Regions from separate parts of the Homo sapiens genome. Here region 2 is linked to region 1. A link is an interaction called in ENCODE POLR2A ChIA-PET data of the cell type or tissue named here. Cell type or tissue: GM12878. All regions are shown on one strand. Each heading gives the region's core, and the rest is flanking DNA. Links, peaks and the distances in the headings are about the cores only.

What was found. Peaks named below come from ENCODE experiments on the same cell type or tissue, not always from the same donor. Only the 100,000 strongest peaks of a DNase experiment are listed, where the experiment ranks them.
Region 2: POLR2A ChIA-PET joins it to region 1 with 7 read pairs; 5 of 35 experiments call an interaction of 5 or more read pairs at or near these places.

Annotation. Positions count from the first base shown.
Region 1 is chr1:168,762,541-168,770,724 of GRCh38, forward strand. It overlaps LOC124904452 (a long non-coding RNA gene), which reads right to left. Exons shown (of 2, transcript XR_007066725.1): 2 at 825-1,076. Among named protein-coding and RNA genes, the nearest start is that of LINC00626, 20 kb to the right of the region's middle. In GM12878, for the core only: no CTCF peak of the experiment used is centred there; no DNase peak of the experiment used is centred there.
Region 2 is chr1:169,114,146-169,119,145 of GRCh38, forward strand. All of the region lies in intron 2 of ATP1B1 (ATPase Na+/K+ transporting subunit beta 1), which reads left to right. Among named protein-coding and RNA genes, the nearest start is that of ATP1B1, 10 kb to the left of the region's middle. RefSeq lists enhancers at 1-33, 1-428, 2,032-2,651, 2,258-2,447. In GM12878, for the core only: no CTCF peak of the experiment used is centred there; a DNase peak (open chromatin) is centred at 2,126; H3K27ac peaks cover 211 bases.

The sequences.
Region 1 (8,184 bases), core at 1,422-6,421:
TAAAACAAATTATACTACCTTAAAACTGCGCTAGATTTGGTGCCCATTCATTTTGTTTGCTGTTTATTCCCCTATGGAATGTGGAACAGACATGTGCATGGATGACGTTGGTTGCAGAAGCTGGAAGGTTAATAATCAATCAGTAATCGAGTATTCTCTAAGTCTGTGCCTATTTCATCACTAAGCATGGCTCCAGGGCTAAATTAGCTAAACTACTTATGGAAAAGAGATTCAGAGGAATGAATAAAAGGCAAGGTGTGTCAGGAAAAGAAAGAAGATGTAGGGAAACAAGAGAAAGTAAAGAAAGATTTCTTGGACACGGTTGATCAATCACTGTGTCCCGGTTTCCTGGAAAGACCCTAGAGAAACTCAAATGATGAATTTGCTAACGTGGATGATCACAGATGTTTAGGATAAACCAGTTTCAAAACCATTTTATGTAAACCAATTTAATATTCTTCTGTGGTAGATTGATAAGCTGCTCTATAGCTAAAATAAGTAATAAATATTGCCTATCTTATCATCAATATGACATATGACTGTATTGCAGCAAACTTGCTAGCAAGCTAGGAAAACACAGTCCCAGAGGCCACTGTACTGTGAGGTGGATGCACCATGAATCACGCTCCGGGAGTAGTCCTGGCCACCCAGCTCACAGGTATCTGCAGTAACAGTTTGAAACATGTTATTAAGAGGGTGTCTCTCTCTGGTTAATCCTGCAGTATAAGAAATGACTAACGCCTTGCAGAGTAAAATTAGAATTCTGAATAATCTTGACAAGTTGGAGAAATAATTAGTCATAAACTGATGAAGTCACAGTCAAGTAAGGTCCCAATAGTTTATTTAGAGAGAACACCTTCACAAATACATCAATGGTGAATGAATGCCTGAAATAATACGTTAAGAAAGAACTGTGTGCCCTTTTATGGGGAGCTATAGAAGGAATTTTCATTATAAGCTGTTTAAATACCACAGTCTTGGGAAGCAGACAGACTCGAGTTGAATCATGGTTCTTCCACATCTGAGATGTGCCTTCTTGAACAGGTTCTTACCTCTGCTTCCCCTGGTTTTCTCATCTGTAAAAGAGGAGGTAATAATCTCTACCTTGCACAACCATTGCGAGGATACACGTGAAGAAAAACATTTGTAGCAGACACTATTTGTTGCCTATCCAACATTCATTTCCTCCTTTCTACTGGTTAAGAAAAACTTAAAATTTTTATAGGTGGCTGGATACCCTCCTGGATGGTGACCCTAGCCCAGCTCAGGAGTAAATCCTAATCAGCCCTAGTGTACTATCATGGGAGTCTTCTCTCCACAGACTTCTTGATATATGAAACAATAGAAGTTCTTATGATTAAAATCAGAATTTTTATTGTAGTTATTGCCCCCAAATTCCTCACTGAAAGAGTTGTGAAGTGCTTGATACCTAACTTCTACTCAAAAAAGAGATTATCCATAACTCTCTATTATCGTTTACTTTTCTGTAGCTTTGGGATCTCCTGATCACCTCTTTTTTATGAAAGTTTCTCCCCTTTTCCATTAGATGCCATTGCCTTCTGCTTTTCTTCTCAAATCTTAGGTTGCTGTTTCTCTGTCTTGGAGGACAGCTTCCCTTTCTCAGCCTGTACCTTGAATATGATTATCTATTAGGGGTCCATCCTTCACTTTCTTCTCTCTTGTTGATCTCAGCTACTCTCTGGGCTTGGTGACTCTTAAATAATTATCTCCAGCTCACACCTCTCTTTTCAGCTTCTAGCCATCATTCCAGTGGACTATTGGACATGCCCACATGGGTGTCCTGTCCAACTCAACTCATATTTGTATCATTTCCTCACTCATTCCCACTGCTCTTCCTGCATTCCATTTATTGGGGAATATTACCACATCTCCCCATTGTGTCAAGCCAGAAACCTCCAGTCACCAATTGTTCCTCCTTCTCCCTTACACCCTGCATGCAATCAACTTATTGCCTTAATATTCTCAATTAATATTCATCTATCCTGACCCCTGCATCTTCAATGACACTGCTTTAGTTTACCATTGCTAATCTTCATCTCTCATCTGGATTATTGCAATAACCTCTTTGCCTGAATCTTGCTTTGTAGTTTTCTATTCCATCTTCCAGACTATATGAGTAGGATGACACTTCTAAAACACAAATTTCATCGTCACTTCCCTACTTTAAACCTCCTTGATTTTTTGTAAATGTAAACTTTTTAGCACAGTCTACAAGGCCTTTTATAATTGAATCCAATAGTTGTCACCCTGACAACACCTTGGAGTCACCTAGAGTTATTAAAAATATGCCAATGCCCAGGCCTAACCTCCAGAGATTTTGATTTCATTAATTTCATTTAAGGTATAGGTATTTTTAAAAGCTCTCCAGGTGTCAGTACGAAACTCCTGAATGACCAGCCAACACTGCAGGGCCCTGAGTCTCAGTCAATATTTGGACAGACACCAATTGCTGAGTTTTCTGTCCATGGACAGGAGTGGTCTCAGGCTTAGGACCTTCTTGCTCTGCAGAGATCAGGCACAGTTATCCTCTATGCACTCCAACTCCTGTTTACAAGAAAGTTTACCTCTATTACATGACTTAGAACAGGAATTCTCAAACTTTTTTATGGTAAAGTCCATGGACTTTCCTCAATATTGTTGTCAAATACATAAATGGCGTAAGGTTGCAAAAGAGACAAATTACATTGAAATGCAGTTATCAAATATTAAAATATTTATGCTATAGGAATATATGTCTTTATTAAAGTATTAGATAAATATATGTAGCAGTATATCTAATAACAATTATAGTTTCCAAATAGAGATGAACATCAATGCTATTTCAAGATATCTGTAACAGCTGCAAAATAATACTTTAAAATATGCATAGTGATTAAGTTGGAGATATTCCTAAATACTACAGTAGTTTGTTGCCAATATTTGTAATTGAAGAACAGCAAATTTCAATTAGATGTTAGTGAAATAAAAAGGTCAGTTTTTTCCAAACCAACTCCATGTACATCACCCCTTCCCTTCCTCAAATTTTATCTATGAATCCTGTGGGGCCTCAGATTAAAAAATGATGGTTTAGAGGAAACTGAAGAAGGCTTTTTAAAGGAAAGCAATAAGTTGTGTAGGAAATATCATTTATGATTGCATTTAATATTTATTTTGTTATTTATTATTAACATGTTTATGATGTTCAGTTATACTTTACTGCAGATATTTTTACTAATAAATAGAATGCAGCATTAATTGTTCCTCATCATAAATATTAGTTACATGAATGAATGGACAATTAAGAAGCAAAATTTATGTTTTTAAATCACAAGTCCACCCCATCTACTCCAAACTGTTACCTTAATGAATCAACACCTTGTGCCTCAGTTTCCCTAGATCATAGATGATTAGGGTATTAGTAACAAAGTTAAAATATAAGGGTCAATAATATGGTATTTGGAGTCTGAAGTAAATTGGCTCTAGTTCCACCAGGCATTAGATAGATGGTCAAGGGGAAATTACTTGACTGTTTTTGGGGGGTTTTTTTGCTTTGTTTTTTGAGACAGGTTCTTACTCTGTCACTCAGGCTGGAGTGCAGTGGCATGATCTTGGCTCACTGCAACCTCCGGCTCCTGGGCTCAGGCAATCCTGCCACTTCAGTCTCCCGAGAAGCTGGGACTACAGGTGTGTGCCACCAAGCCTGGCTAATTTTTGTATATTTTTGTAGAGACAGTTTCACCTTGTTGCCCAGGCTGGTCTTGAACTCTTGGGTTCAAGCAATCTGCCCAACTCAGCCTCCCAATCTGCTAGGATTACAGGCATGAGCCACCGCACCCGGCCTTTATTTTCAATTATGTAAAGTAGAAGTAATGATATCATCTTTTGAGGGCTGTTGAGGGGATCATGTGAGATGATGTATATATATAAAGCACTTTTCACAGCATTTGACACATACTAAACATTTCCTTAATGGTTGCTATTACTGCAACTGTAATTATTGTTACGTGTTATCACAGGGCATTTTGCCTATCAAATGAAAGTTGATATGTTTAACCCATAACAATGCAAAAATTATAAGCTCCTTCTCAGCAGAATCTTTAGATAGACCTTGAAGTGATGAGAAAGAATCAAAATCTGTGCCGTGCTTAGGGACCATCAGCCTTAGCTAGAAAATGACACAGAAAACAGCCCTTGCGTCAACAGAGTAAGGCCTGACCTTCGGGAAGAATGGAAAAACAGGTTCTGTTTGCCATGGAAGATCTCTTATCACCTTTTCAGACTGCCTTCGGTTTTTGTGTCCCCTTTCCTACATTCCAAGGCCTCTGGTATCCAGTCTTCTGTCCCTCACAATCTACTGTGCACCTCAAGCTAGGCAGGAGGGGACGGGAATTTGTATTGAGGGGGTCTCTTATTTGCAGGGCACTATTTTGCTCTATAGGTGATGAGTAATCCAAAGCTTGAAAGCTTTTAAATTTTTCTGTGCTTCATTCTTTCAAGGATCTGGTTTTGAGATCATATCTGCCTAGTTTGAACCAATTAATAATACTGAGGGGATGGATACACAATTTTCCATAATGTGATTATTACACATTGCATGCCTGCATCAAAGTATCTCATGTGCCCCATAAATATATATGCCTACTATGTACCCACAAAAAATTTTTAAAAATTAAAAAAATAATCTTACAGAAGTTTTGAGAATGTCTTAGTTTCCAAGTTGCTGCATAAAATATATGTATTATCTTAGCGAAAGCTTTTAATAGCAACACTAATAAGCTATAAAGCTGTACACATGCATCCATGTAGACCTGGCTTGCATCCTGGCTCTGCTATATCCTAGCTGTGTCATCTTGGTCAAGGAGGGTAACCTCTCTTGCTAAGACCATTCTTTACTTATAAAATGGGAATAATAGCTTCTTAGCAATTTGGTTAAAACTATAAAATTTTGTTTATAAATAATAACTATAAATACTTAACATGAAAATTTTTACTATCAATAAAAATAATGGGACTTTCAGTGTATTGGAAGACATTTGATGTGAGATTGGAAGGAATTTCAGATGCTTTTTATCCCTCTTCGTGAGTAGCTGCTTCTTTGTCAATGAGTGGTGTTTCTTCTGTGCTAAAAAGATGAACACACTTCAGTCGTTTCATAAACACAGGGCTCATGAAATTCTAGCCATCATCTCAGAGTGAATGTACACTAAATGGTAAGGAATGCAATGGGTTGAGAAAATTCTACCCAATTAATCTTCATATCCAATTTGGAGGTAGAGCAAAATCTAAAACACAGATGTATAGTCTCCCCACTATACTCTGGCCCCTCAAGAGTGATGCTTGACCTCTTGCTCTTAAAACACTTCTAAACATCTAGGCATCCTGTCCCAGAACAAAAATCAAAGTAAGGCCGCACACGGCCTTGAGAAAGACCAAGGGCTTTCAGCTTTTCTCCCTCTTCAACTTGTAAAGGCTTGAAGAGGCAGTCAGCATAACCTCTGGGCCCTCCTTAAACTTTGGGGCTCTTCAGCCATGGAATCCACATCACTCTTCTGGATGTATGCCCAGAGCAGAGCTCTGGCTTCGAATTCTCTGGATGACAGCCACGATAAAGACATTTGCTACTGCCAGCACATAGAGGGAAACATGGAAAATACAAGAACACAATCAATGTTTCTAAAATACCTCTGCCAGGGGGAATCTTTGTCACCAGCTTCTCAGGAAAAGTGGAATTATGCCCTCCCCTCCCCACTTGGCTAATTATCACCACTGTTGTAGAACTGAAAAGAGCTTCAAGAGATTGAAGGAGAACAGTCTAAAGAGAATCATAGTTCATGAATTTAAGAACAGGGTCTTGATTTGCACTTTATATCCTGTGAGGCTCATGTGTTCCCATGTGCTTAGGAGAAACTTATGCAGAGACCAAGTGTGCCTTCTTATAGCAACCTGTTCCATATTATGTGTGCCTTTTTGTTTTTTTAACTTTTTGGATTTTAGATTCAGAGATTTCATTTATTCATACTCTTATTTCAATTCCTGGCACACTCTTATGTTTGATCCCATAAAGCCCCTTTCTTAGTTTATTTTAGTTTTCCCCTTCATCTCTCATTCCCTATTCCCATTCCTTACCACTTAGTATACATTCCCTCTAAGATGTTTAATGTATGTCTCTTCATACTCTTGATACATACGTATTTGTGAAAGATATCTAGTAGTGTTTTGTGTATATGCTTTTTTTCTTTCTTTTTTTTTTTTTTTGAGACGGAGTCTTGCTTTATCACCCAGGCTGGAGTGCAGTTGCACGATCTCGGCTCACTGCAAGATCTGCCTCCCGGGTTCAAGAGATTCTCCTGCCTCAGTCTCCAGAGTAGCTGGGACTGCAGGCACTCACCACCACGCCCAGCTAATTTTTGTATTTTTAATAGAGACAGGGTTTCACCATATTGGCCAGGCTGGTCTCAAACTCCTGATATTGTGATCCCCCTGTTTTGGCTTCCCAAAGTGCTGGGATTACAGACGTGAGCCACCGCGCCTGGCCATGTATAAGCTTTTAGTTTACATCATACGCAGCGTCTCATTATATTCTTTTATCTCTTTATTCAATGTTATGTTCTGATGTATATTCACTAGTTTATCGCATCTGACAGCTGAATTCTATTTCATCTGCTGATGGACAACTATTGCTCTAACAAATAATGCTGCTGTGTTCATTTTTCTATGTGGTGTCTTACAGGCCTGTGTGAAAATCTCTCAGACACATTCCCAGGAGAGAGACTGCTATATTGTAGGGTACACAGAAACTAATTACTAAAAGCTGCCGGTTTACTTTTTGGAAAGATTGTGCCAGCTCCCACTCCTACCAGCCATTTATGTAGGTTTCTGTTTCCCCCAACTTGTTGAAAACTTGAAGTCGTGTAACTTTTTAACTTTTGCTAATTGAATGAGTATTAAATGGTATATTATTGTTGCTTTGATTTTTATGTCTCTTCTTATTGGTGAGGTTGAGAATCTCTTGATCTAATTGTAGTCCTTCAGATTTCTTCTTTTTTGCATTTCTTATTCACATCCTTCACCCATTTTCCTATTTTTTTCTCTAATTGTTAGTAGGAATTGCTTTTATAATCTAAGTATTAATCTCATTTATTTTAAACTTTAAAAATATTTTCCCCTAGTATGGTACACATCTGTTAACACTGTCAATTGTGCCTGTGTTGAACAAAAATCTTTAATGTCTTTGTAGTCAGATCAACAATTTTTGCCTTATAGTCTGTGCTTCTGTTCAATCATTGTGGAAGACAGTGTGGTGATTCCTCAAGGATCTAGAACTAAGAATACCATTTGACCTAGCAATCCCCTTACTGAGTATATACCCAAAGGATTATAAATCATTCTACTATAAAGACATATGCACACATATATTTATTGCAGCACTGTTCAAAATAGCAATAGCATTCACTGTTCACAAAACTTGGAACCCAAATGCCCATCAATGATAGACCGGATATAGAAAATGTGGCACATATACACCATGGAATACTATGCAGCCATAAAAAAGGATGAGTTCCTGTCCTTTGCAGGGACATGGATGACACTGGAAACCATTATTCTCAGCAAACTAACACAAGAACAGAAAACCAAACACCACATGCTCTCACTCGTAAGTGGGAGCTGAACAATGAGAACACATGGACGTGGGGATGGGGGCATCACACACCAGGGCCTGTTGGGGGGGCTACTGGGGGAGGGATAGCATTAGGAGAAATACCTAATGTAGATGACAGTTTGATGGGTGCAGCAAACCACTATGGCACGTGTAAACCTATGTAACAAACCTGCACATTCTGCACATGTACCCCAGAACTTAAAGTATTTAAAAAAAAAAAAAAGGGCTGGGTGCAGTGGCTTATGCCTGTAATCCCAGCACTTTGGGAGGCCAAGGCAGGAAGATTACAAAGTCAGGAGATCAAGACCATCCTGGCTAACACAGTGAAACCCGTCTCTACTAAAAATACTAAAATTAGCCAGGCATGGTGGCGGGCGCCTGTAGTCCCAGCTAGTTGGGAGGCTGAGGCAGGAGAATGGCATGAACCCGGGAGGCAGAGCTTGCAGTGAGCCAAGATCATGCCACTGCACTCCAGCCCGGGTGACAGCAAGACTCCGTCTCAAAATAAAAAAAAAGTGAATTGT
Region 2 (5,000 bases), core at 1-5,000, 350 kb after region 1:
CATTTTTCAATGCCAAGGACCCTCCTTGGCATTTTTCAGAGTACGTGTTAGAAGTTTGTATTTTGCATAGGAAATAACTCCTTAAGTATGCAGACAAACAGTGTGTTTAAGAATACCCTGACAATTTTTTGGCTTCACATTAGTATCTTTAAAGCCTCCATTTTCATGTTTAGTTAAAGAGGGAAAATTGTAAATTTGAGTTAGATACACCTAGTGGGTGTGAAAGTTTGCATATGATTTAAAGATATAAAGACTTACTAATAATATTATCAGCTGAATTTGAGGCATGAATGCAAATCCAGCCTGACTGGGTATTGACTGCCCTTTGTACACCGGAATACCTTGTAGTTGGATCTCTTCTCAATAACGTGTGAATGTGGCCATATCAAGCAGTGGCAATTGTGCAGTGAGTGTATTTGGGCCTGTATGGCGATAATATTGGATAAACTGAGAGGCCAAACATGAAATCTGAGAGGAGAGACTAAACTACAGAATGGAAGTGAAATGTAAGAAAAAATGGTGAATGTGTACAGCTTCTTGGCCCTGAACAATGGTGGCCGTTTAATGCACATGATATTCCTTACAAAGTCGTGTTGCAGCCGGTGTGGTAGCTCATGCCTGTAATCCCAGCACTTTGAGAGACTGAGGCAGGAGGATCCTTTGAAGGCAGGGGTTCAAGACCAGCCTGGGCAACATAGCAAGACCCCATATCCACACACACACAAAAAATTTTTTTAAGTCTCCTGTTAAAAAAAAAGGGGTGGGGCCAGGAGTGGTGACTCACGTCTGTAATCCCAGCACTTCCGAGGCAGGCGGATCATGAGGTCAGGAGATCGAGACCATTCTGGCTAACACAGTGAAACTCCGTCTCTACTAAAAAATACAAAAAATTAGCCTGTCGTAGTGGCGGGCACCTGTAGTCCCAGCTACTCGGAAGGCTGAGGCAGGAGAATGGCGTGAACCCGGGAGGCGGAGCTTGCAGTGAGCCGAAATTGTGCCATTGCACTCCAGCCTGGGTGACAGAGCGAAGACTCCATCTCAAAAAAAAAAAAAAGAAAAAAAAGGGGGGTGGGGAATCATATGCTCTGTGAGAACTAAATGAGATGATAAACATATATAAAGCAAATAGTACTTTATGGTGGCAAAACCAATGGTATTAAGTGTAGGGTAACTGTTGAGAGCAACTTCTGTTTTTTTCTTTTTTTCTTTTTTTTTTTTTTCAAGAGGGAGTCTTCTTCTGTCGCCCAGGCTGGAGTGCAGTGGCATGATCTTGGCTCACTGCAACCTCTGCCCCCTGGGTTCAAGCGATTCTCCTGCCTCAGCCTCCCGAGTAGCTGGGGCTACAGGTGCGCGCCACCATGCCCAGCTAATTTTTGTATTTTTAGTAGAGATGGGGTTTCACCATATTGGTCAGGTTGGTGTCAAACTCCTGACCTCTGGTGATCCACCCGCCTCAGCCTCCCAAAGTGCTGGGATTACAGGCGTGAGCCACCGCACCTGGTCCAGGGTTTTTATAGCCCTATCTTTCTACTAGAAGCAGCAGTTTCTTCTTTTTGGACACTAAATTTCCAGATATGACAGGGATGCTTTGCACACTTAGATTTTCATGGAGTCAATAAAACCTTAGCTTTCCATGGAAATGTTTAAGAGACATTTGGGAAACATGTTTTTAAAAATTTTAAAGTGAATTTAAATGGCATTGTATTTGTTGTGCAGTCTCTCCCTTTAACAAACCCATGCTTGTTGGGTTAGCGCCTGCCAAGCTTTTCTCCAGAGGAGACCCCCTTAGGCAGTCCTGCAGTGCTGCTCTGCAGCATCGCTTCTCATCTGTTGATGCAGTTGGATCTGGGGAGAGACGCAGCAATTAGCTATGCTGGAGAGGGCTGAGCAGGCACAGGCACGCACACCCACGTGCATGCCCACGGACATGCAAGCGTGCACACACACGCATGCTCATGGATATACACACACACTCAGGCTACCAAGCCCTGGCCCTGATTTGACCCTGCTTGCCTTGCTGCCTGCCCAGTGGTGTAATGGAAAAGTCTCTTCTTCACATCCGCCATTGCCCTTCCCCCACCTCAGGCTCACTTAGCAACAGTGGAGTGAAATGAAGGTCACTGTGTGTCAATCGGTGGGTCCGGGAGATTCCCAGCTGGCTTGCTTCCTGGTAGGCAGGTATGAATGTATGCTGCTGTTCTCTCTTTTAAGGTTGTGGGTGGCTGTTTGTTTAGCTCTGAAGTATAGACGGCTCAGTGCTAGCAGACACATTTTCAAAGGGTCATATTCTTGGCTTGTTGGTAATCAGAATCGGGCAGGAGAAGTGGGGTGGATGCAGACCAGCTGACCACACTGGCACCACCAGCAGTTTCAGTTTCATCTTGATTGTAAAGAGGAAATATCTAATCTTAAAACTCATTAGGGGCCTGGCGCAGTGGCTCATACCTGTATTCCCAGCACTTTGGGAGGCCGAGGCAGGCAGATCACCCGAGGTCAGGATTTTGAGACCAGCCTGGCCAACATGGTGAAACCCCATCTCTACTAAAAATACAAAACTTAGCTAGGCGTGATGGCAGGCACCTCTAATCCCAGTTACTTGGGAGGCTGAGGCAGGAGAATCACTTGAACCCGGAAGGCAGACGTTGCAGTGAGCCAAGATCGTGCCACTGCACTCCAGCCTGGGCAACTAGAGCAAGACTCCATCTAAAAAAAAAAAAACCAAAAACAAAACAAACAAAAAACCCATTAGGGTTCGAGTCATTATCATTCTATCTCAGCTTGATTAAGTAAAATTCCTGAGAAGTCATTATGTCAGTCTCAGAATACCTAATTTTTCCACCCCCCGCAAACTACCTCATACTTGTATTACTATCTCTCACTCACACTTCAAAGGAGAAATAAGGGGAAATTAGAAACATTTGGCTTCCTTATACTTTGGAGGGGTTGTTAGTGCAAAGTGCCAGTAAGGTGTTTCCAGTTAGAATACACTGCTTTGTAATCTCTCAGCTGACGCGATGTATCTGTATACACCCAGCTGTCTCTCACTTTCCCTCTCCTCCTCCCTTCCCACCCTCAAATGGATCCTGTCTACCTGGTCCCAGAATTTGTGGATGAGTTAGCATTGGTGGCAATTAGATTTCCAAAAGCTACTGCACAGCCTTATGACTTGGTAAAGGGTTTGTGGGGGGAACTCTGTTTGGCTTCAACAACTCAACTACCCAGGTGGTGATTTCTTTATTTCTAAAGACAAGGGTACAACTAGTAAGTCATCTCTTGGGTACACAGGAAACCTAATGATTTACTTTAAAATGTTCTTGGAGCCACAGAAAAACAGATCTTACATTGTATGCCCATTGTATGATGAATAAGCAGAACAGAGACCTGATAAGTAGGAAGGACCAGGTAACAAATCTGTGGGAGTGATGGTGGGGGAAAAAAAAAAGCTGGATTTGTGAAGCTTCATTTAAGGATTTTTTGCTGCATTCACCCAAGGGTCATAGAAAGTGGGGTGGAAAGAGCAGTAGCCTGACAGGTCCACTTCTACCATAAAATCTGATGGGGTTATTGGACTGGTTGCTCTTAACTGTTGGTCAGTGCTCTCATGCTAGTAATCTGATGACCAGCTGGTCTGTCGGATGCAGTCAAGACTAGTGAGAAGCTGGGGAGATGAAGGGAACAGGGATGTATCATCCAGCTTTTTCCCACATACATGCATGAGTAGATCTTATCAAATGTCATGTAGAATGCAGTGTCTTGTTTCAGGATATTACTTAACAAATGTTATGTTTTATATCTAGATAAGTCAAATATACTATATGTACTTGCTCTTCAGTTTGGCCTTGAGCATAATTAATGTAAAATACTAGGATTTATCTATTTGTTTATGTTATTCTTTTATAAAAGTGGCACCTTTCCTTTATTGTATTGAGAATAAGCACAATTATGAGCTATACAAAATACCAAGGATTTGCCCCTATGGAATATGCATTTTTAAAGATAGGTCAACTGAACTAAATAACTCCCTGCTTGCCTGAAAGTGAATATACAGCCACAGGAAGAAGAGGACGGATCAGAGAAGAGCCTAAATCAGAGTTCACGGCATTTAGCTTAGACAGGAGGAATGATTTCTTTACCCTGAGTGTTGGTAAACATCCAGATTGGCTGTAGAGACAGTCCGGGGATTCAGTTTTCTAAGACTTTGTAAAGGGAGCAGATTCTGAGTGTCGGAGGGTGTGAATGTGACCCTGCCTGCAGGCAGGGAGATTTATTCCTTGCTAATCTCAGAGCCTGAGTCTGGGAGCTGGAGGCAGAAGGTGAGTCAAAGGTGGCTAGTTTCCAGAAAGTGCAAAGGCGCCTTTTTTCTGTGCCTCTCCCCTTACTTTGCTAGGTAAGTTGATACCAACTCACAGATGTAAAACAAAAATAAACAAACAAAATCCAGAAATATCTTAGGTCCTACAGAGTGGCACTTAAAGGAGAAATTTCTATCTCATATATGTGCGTATGCATACATATGTGTGTGTTTATGTGTACATATACGTGTGAGTATGTATGAATTCATACCTCTGTGTATTTTTTTTAAAATTGGAAATTACTTTTCAACTCGGAATGTATAGGAGACACATGATTTGTGCATGGCTACATTTAAAAGCATTTCTTTGCTTCCTGTGCCCTTCTCAGTCATATGGGTACCTTCCTGGAGGTTTCCATGGGAAATGATTCCTATTTAGAGATTTGATCTAGTGATTTATCAGATGTATTAAATGACAGGTGCAAGCAGCTGTGCATTTGAATAACTTACAAGGTTGAAATGGCTACATTCTAGTTTAAATACTTTAAACTCACATGTAGATTGAGAAATGATGAACTTGCTACATTATAAACCTAAAGAAACAAAATCCTTTCCCTCAAGCCTTTTCCCCCTTGTGCTATCAACACTTACTAAAGCTAAACATGGAGGATCTTCCTTATTTCTCAAGAGATGGGGACCAAAGGCAGGT